Linked DNA regions of Homo sapiens: region 1 is linked to region 2. Evidence: chromatin loops called from intact Hi-C (ENCODE). Cell type or tissue: pancreas. All regions are shown on one strand. Links, peaks and the distances in the headings refer to the core of each region. The heading gives the core; the rest is flanking DNA. Region 1 has its middle 22 kb from the start of RD3. Region 2 has its middle 3.0 kb from the start of TRAF5.

Region 1 (2,921 bases), core at 331-2,830, 150 kb before region 2:
GTAGATATATACAGGAAGAAATGACAGTCACTCATTGTCCCTACTGTGAAGTCAGCTCACTATTATTGCTTTCTGAGAAACTTTTCGTTTTGTTTTTTTTGTTTTTTCTCTGCCACTCCATCTTATCTTAAAAAGTTTCCTGTTTTTGTTGTTGTTTGGTTGGTTGGTTGGCTTGGTTTTTTAACCCATGAGCAGATTTTGCTCTTACTCAGGGGAACAAAAGGAATTTAACGGTCTAGATAAAATTGTTTGAATTTTGAGGCTATTGAACATTCTGGATTATAGTTCTGGTGAAATTATTCTGCCACTTACATCTTTGCAAATCATTCACTCTCTTGAGGCTCCTGTTCCTTATCTATTAGAGAAGCATAGATACCTTTCTACTGCCCAGGCTTGTGGTGAGGTTTAAATAAGATCAAATGCTTTCCCAACTATAAAAGAACTTTCAAGTTTAAGATCTTACAGTTGTCTGTGACAGTCTTCTCTTCAATTAGTATGGGTAACTGAAAGTCGATTGAACACACTGAAGAGCACTTTTCACCTTCCTTCCTCTGGAGTGTCCAGACCTGGCTCTTTAATCATTGCCCTTGAGCCCAATTTCCCTCATCTTTTAGATCTGTGGTTCTCAAGCTTGGCTGCACATTAGATTATCTGGCACCCAGGCCACATCTCAGGCCAGTTAAATCAGAAACTTGGGATGGGACTCAGGCATCAGTTTTTCTAAAGTTTTCTAGGTGGTTCCATTGTGCAGCCAAGGCTGAAAACTATGGTTTTAGATTATTCTTTCTGGGGAAATCAGGAAATTCTCTGTTGGCACAACTGAATCTATTTAACTCTAACACATGCACAAATGATTTCATTTCAATAGATTAATGCGCTTTGGACCTATTACAATGGTTATGTGATCTTATGTTAGAGATAGATGGTTGCAAAGTAGTTTATCACATAGATGTTTATCAGCTGTGATCGATGTTTATCATCTCCTTAGCAGCATTCAGGAAATGCTTGAAGATGAGATGTATCTTTTTTTTTTTTTTAGACAGAGTCTCGCTCTGTTGCCCAGCCTGGAGTGGAGTGCAGTGGCACGATCTTGGCTCATTGCAACCTCTTCCTTCCAGTTTAAGCAATTCTCCTGACTCAGCCTCCCAAATAGCTGGGGTTGCAGGCTATTTTCATATTTTTTTTTTTACAAATAAAATACCACCATGCCCAGCTAATTTTTGTATTTTTAGTAGAAACAGGGTTTCACCATATTGGCCAGGCTGGTCTCGAACTCCTGACCTCAGGTGATCTACCCACCTCAGTCTTCCAAAATGCTGGGATTACAGGTGTGAGCCACCATGCCTGGCCAAAATGTATCTTGTCAAGAGTGCTGCAAATACCATTTTATAGCAACTAGAAAATGGAGAGGGTGATAAGATCTGAGCTTTTTTTATAAACCTGCAAGAATACAATTACATAGGATGAAAATTATCTGGTGTCTGTTATGGACACTATTCATAAGGGGTGAGAGAGAGAGAAGAAGAGAGAGAGAGAAAATGAGAAAGTTGTAATCCAGCAGGTAGAAATAGCTGTCTGGGAGTGGGTTGTAGGGAACTCTTTCCTGCTTCTTGTGCCAAGTGGTAGAACTGGGAGGGAGGCAGCTGGAGCTAGTAAAGGTGAGTGGGAGGGTGCAGGTGCTGCCCTTGTCCTCAGAACAGGTAAAAGTGACATGTTTGACCGTTGGGCTTAAAGCCATCTTCAGATGCGAGCCGGTCCTGGGAATCAAGTTTGTTCTTATTTGCAGAGGTCCCGTGAAGGCCCCCTGGTGGTCACGGGCGGCTCAGCCAGAGAGTCCATTGTGCTGGCTGTGGGATCCCCATGGATCAGCGCCTGTACCGGAGCAGAGTGCGCTCTGAGTGCACCATTCTTCTCCAGCCGGAAGCAGCCTCCCTTTGCAGGTTTGCCCAGGATAGCCTTTGGCAGGACAAGAGACTTGCGCCGTCACATCCTCTCTCAGCTGCAGACATGGAGCACCTGCTGTGACATCTACAAACAGTGTGACCTTGGCACAGCTACTTAACTTTGCTGAGTCTCAGTTTTCTCATTTGAGTAACAATATTTGCACGACACTGTGGTTGTGGAAATTAACTGATATCAAGGCATATAAAGCTCCTGGAACCAGAAGGGTGTTCAAAGGCTTCTTGCTGTGTTATGTGTGTGCTCTTATTTTCCACTTGCTCACTTGCCTCTGGGTCCTCAGTGACCTGTCCCCATGGTGTAGCCTCTGTTTCCTGAGGCTTAGCTTGGATGCCTCCCACCTACCACCACATCACATTGCTTTCCTTCAGTTCATTTTCTCATTTGACCTCCACACTAACTCTGGGAGGTAGATGAGAAAGCAACATCCTTTCCAGTGTAGCCAGGAGCTAAGCAATTTGCCCACCATCAAACAGGAAATCACTGGCAAGAGTAGCAAGAAAATGACCCACCATTTTGGGACACTTACTATGTGAGTAAGGCACATGCTGAGCATGGTGCGTGCATTATCTCATTTTATCCTCACAAACAACATGGTGAGGCAGGTATTTTTATCTCCATTTTACAGGTACAGAAGCAGAGGTTTAGATGGCTGACTTTTCAAAGTTGTAAAGAGAGTAGCAGGCATAGCCAGAATTTAAACCCATTTCTCATCAGCTGTAGAGGCCTCTCTGCCTCTCTGGCAGTAACTTGAACTTAGTTCTCTTGATTCCTAGAAAACTGCTTCTTTTGCAACATGATGCTGCTCTAGGAACAACTTAGCAAATCCACAGCTACCAAAAGCACAGTGTTTGATTTCTCTTCTCTTTTCCTGGAGACGTTTTTACTTAGGATAACTTACTGCCTAATGCTGAATAGCCAAAAATGTATGCCTCTCAGGACTCAGAATTTTGATGGCCACA
Region 2 (2,921 bases), core at 135-2,634:
GCTGGAGTGCAGGGGCATGATCACAGCTCACTGCAGGCTGGATCTCCTGGGCTCAAGTAATTCTGCCGCTTCAGCCCCCAGAGTAGCTGGGACTACAGGCACACACCACTACGCCCACCTCCCCCAGCTCCTTTTTTTTTTTTTTTTTTTTTGAAGAGATGGAGACTTACTATGTTGCCCAGGCTGGTCTCAAACTCCTGGGTTTAAGCGATCCTCCCACCTCGACCTCCCAAAGTGCTGGGATTAAATGTGCAAGCCACTACGTCCCACCCGCTTTCTCTTACCATTGCCTGCTTCTTGCCTCTCTTCTCATTACTTCCAAGCATAATAAAGTTGATACTGTTTTTTAGAAGTTATATCTCCTTTCACTGGCTGGAACATCAGTGTCTAGTATGCATACATGCAGGTATGCTCAGAATCCCTGGTCCTGTCATTGACTGTAATTTGCTTCTCTCTCCTACTCCTCTCCCCACCAACTAAATAAAGCAGTCAATTGTTCCAAAAATTACATCCAAGCCTTAAATATGATGGAATAAAACCTGGGATAGAGAGGTGGATCTTTATTGTGGTGGGAAATGGGGGCCGCATAACTCGAGGGCTGCGTCTAAGTGGAAAGGGTAAAGGAATTTTAGACGGGTATTAGTCAGAAGTCAGTAACATAGTCCCAATTCCCTGTTGATCATAAAGCGGAATTTGAATCCTGTATGTACATAAATGCACATATAAAAAAACATTAAATACCTTCAAGTGATAACTAACGTTTATTAAGGTTTCTTTTTTTTTTTTTTAGATGGAATCTCGCTCTGTCACCCAGGATAGAGTGCAGTGGCGTGATCTTGGCTCACTGCAACCTCCACGTCCTGGGTTTAAACAATTCTCCCACCTCAGCCTCCCGAGTAGCTGGGACTATAGGCGTGCACCACCACACCTAGCTAATTTTTGTATTTTTAGTAGAGATGGAATTTCGCCATGTTGGCCAGGCTGGTCTCAGATTCCTGATCCCAAGTGATCCACCCACCTCGGCCTACCAAAGTGCTGGGATTATAGGCATGAGCCTCTGTGCCCGGCCTATTACGTTTTATATACCAGGTACTGTGCTCAGTGTTTTTTATATTAACTCATTTAATAATCAACTCCATTTTATAGATGGAAAATCTTATCTATTGAGCAATTTGCCCAGAATCACAAAATTCTTAGTTTGAGAGAGGCAGAATTTGAATTCTGGGAAGTCTGGTTCTGGTACTCCTAGCCACTATACCCTACCCCTCAAATAAATGACTGATGTGAATTCAAACAAAACAACTTAAAGACAAATTTTAGTACTTTTAGTGTTTTGAAAATATTCAGCATTAAGTTCAACATTATATCTAACATTGAAGAGAATCCAACCTTCAAACTAAATTCAGCTACAAAATAAGACCAGGGCTGAACTATACACTACAGTTTTATGCAGAAGAAAAGCACTAACCCTTTTATCTGTTGCTTCTAGACACCGTAAGATTGCCCCAGACGCCCGAAGACATGGATTTCAGCTGTTTAATTTGCTGTATAAATTAGGGTGAGAGACTGCAGCCCTGGCTGCCAATGTAAAGATGGTGCTGATGGAGAGGTGAGGACGCCGCCTACTGGAATAGTAGATGGATGCATTATCTTCCTCAGGCTGCTCCTCTGTGACGAGACTGATCAATGTAGTGAGTTAGCTTGCAGGGCAAAAGTTCATACTTCCCATCACCTAGAGATCAGTGAGATCAGATAAGGAGGGAAAATCCTCTCCTTGGGCCATAGATTGCGACTTTGACTCCATTGCAAGTTACAATGGAAAGTCTTTGTCTGTAAACAGAACCACACATGGAAAATGTGATATACTGTAGCAGCAAACCACTTCCAGGCAAAATGCAGATCTCAGGGTCTTGTGCACAGAGAATACTCAGCTTGCTCACTAAGTAGGTGTTGTATTGAGACAATATATGAATGACTGATCCCTCTGCTTCCATCAAATAACCTTTAGCTCAGCTCTGCCTGTCAGTGTGCTGACCACCACAAGAAGAGAGGCGGGGAGTACTGGGATGGGGCAGGGACCGATGTAAATTTTTTTAAGCCTCCCTTTGCAAAAGAACCTGTGTATGTGCATTCAGCAGCTGCACCTTTAACTTAGGAGCTTAAGAAAAAACCATGTTTCTTTTGTTCTACCTTGTTTTACTCTATTGTTATTTACTGTGTTATAGGGTCAGCACCAGTTGAAAAAAGCAGACCTGTACTGTTCCTATGGCCATATATTATGTATTTATTCCAGGGGATCCCCTGCTTGATACATAAACACACCCTTCTTTATTCCTGTTCATGGTTTAATTGTCTGATGGTCAGCCTTGGCTGGAGAAATGAGATTTTTATTGTTTTTACATTAGACCTCCTGTCTTCATTGTACACCTGGCTAAGTATGAATTCTGTCCTCTTTGACAGTTTCTTTAATAAGATTCACACATGCAATTCCTATCACTGCTAGGAAAACATTTTAACATATTAATTCTGCATAATCACCAGAAGCCATTACAATATAGATTTAAAAGTTATTGTTTAGCCTTAGGAATCATGAAGTAAGATAATAGGTTTGATTGGCACAGTTTGGTCTTGGATTTTTTAATAGGTTGGTAACAAGGAAGACCATTTATTTGGTATTTATTTTTGAGAATGGTGCTTACTCTATATGCTGAGATTTCAAGCAATGATCTTGGAACCCTGGTTAGTCACATCTTCCATTTCACAGAAAACAGGACAGAAGCATTAGAAAGAAAGGCATAAGCTCAGGAAGGGCCCATCCTAGGAAAAAACACAAAGTTCAAGGGTCTTTGACTCTAATCACACCTCAGTATTCCATGACCTTGCCACTTCTATCCTCTGAAATCCCATGCTACTTTCTGTTG

What was found. Hi-C counts contacts between places; a loop is a spot of excess contacts. Peaks named below come from ENCODE experiments on the same cell type or tissue, not always from the same donor. Only the 100,000 strongest peaks of a DNase experiment are listed, where the experiment ranks them.
Region 1: it touches region 2 in a loop (3-fold over the local background); 66 of 110 quality-filtered maps call a loop at or near these places.

The regions. Positions count from the first base shown.
Region 1 is chr1:211,469,132-211,472,052 of GRCh38, reverse strand. No RefSeq gene overlaps it. Among named protein-coding and RNA genes, the nearest start is that of RD3, 22 kb to the left of the region's middle. In pancreas, for the core only: a CTCF peak has its summit at 1,811 (motif pointing left); a DNase peak (open chromatin) is centred at 1,842; H3K27ac peaks cover 1,307 bases.
Region 2 is chr1:211,322,339-211,325,259 of GRCh38, reverse strand. No RefSeq gene overlaps it. Among named protein-coding and RNA genes, the nearest start is that of TRAF5, 3.0 kb to the left of the region's middle. In pancreas, for the core only: a CTCF peak has its summit at 1,631; no DNase peak of the experiment used is centred there.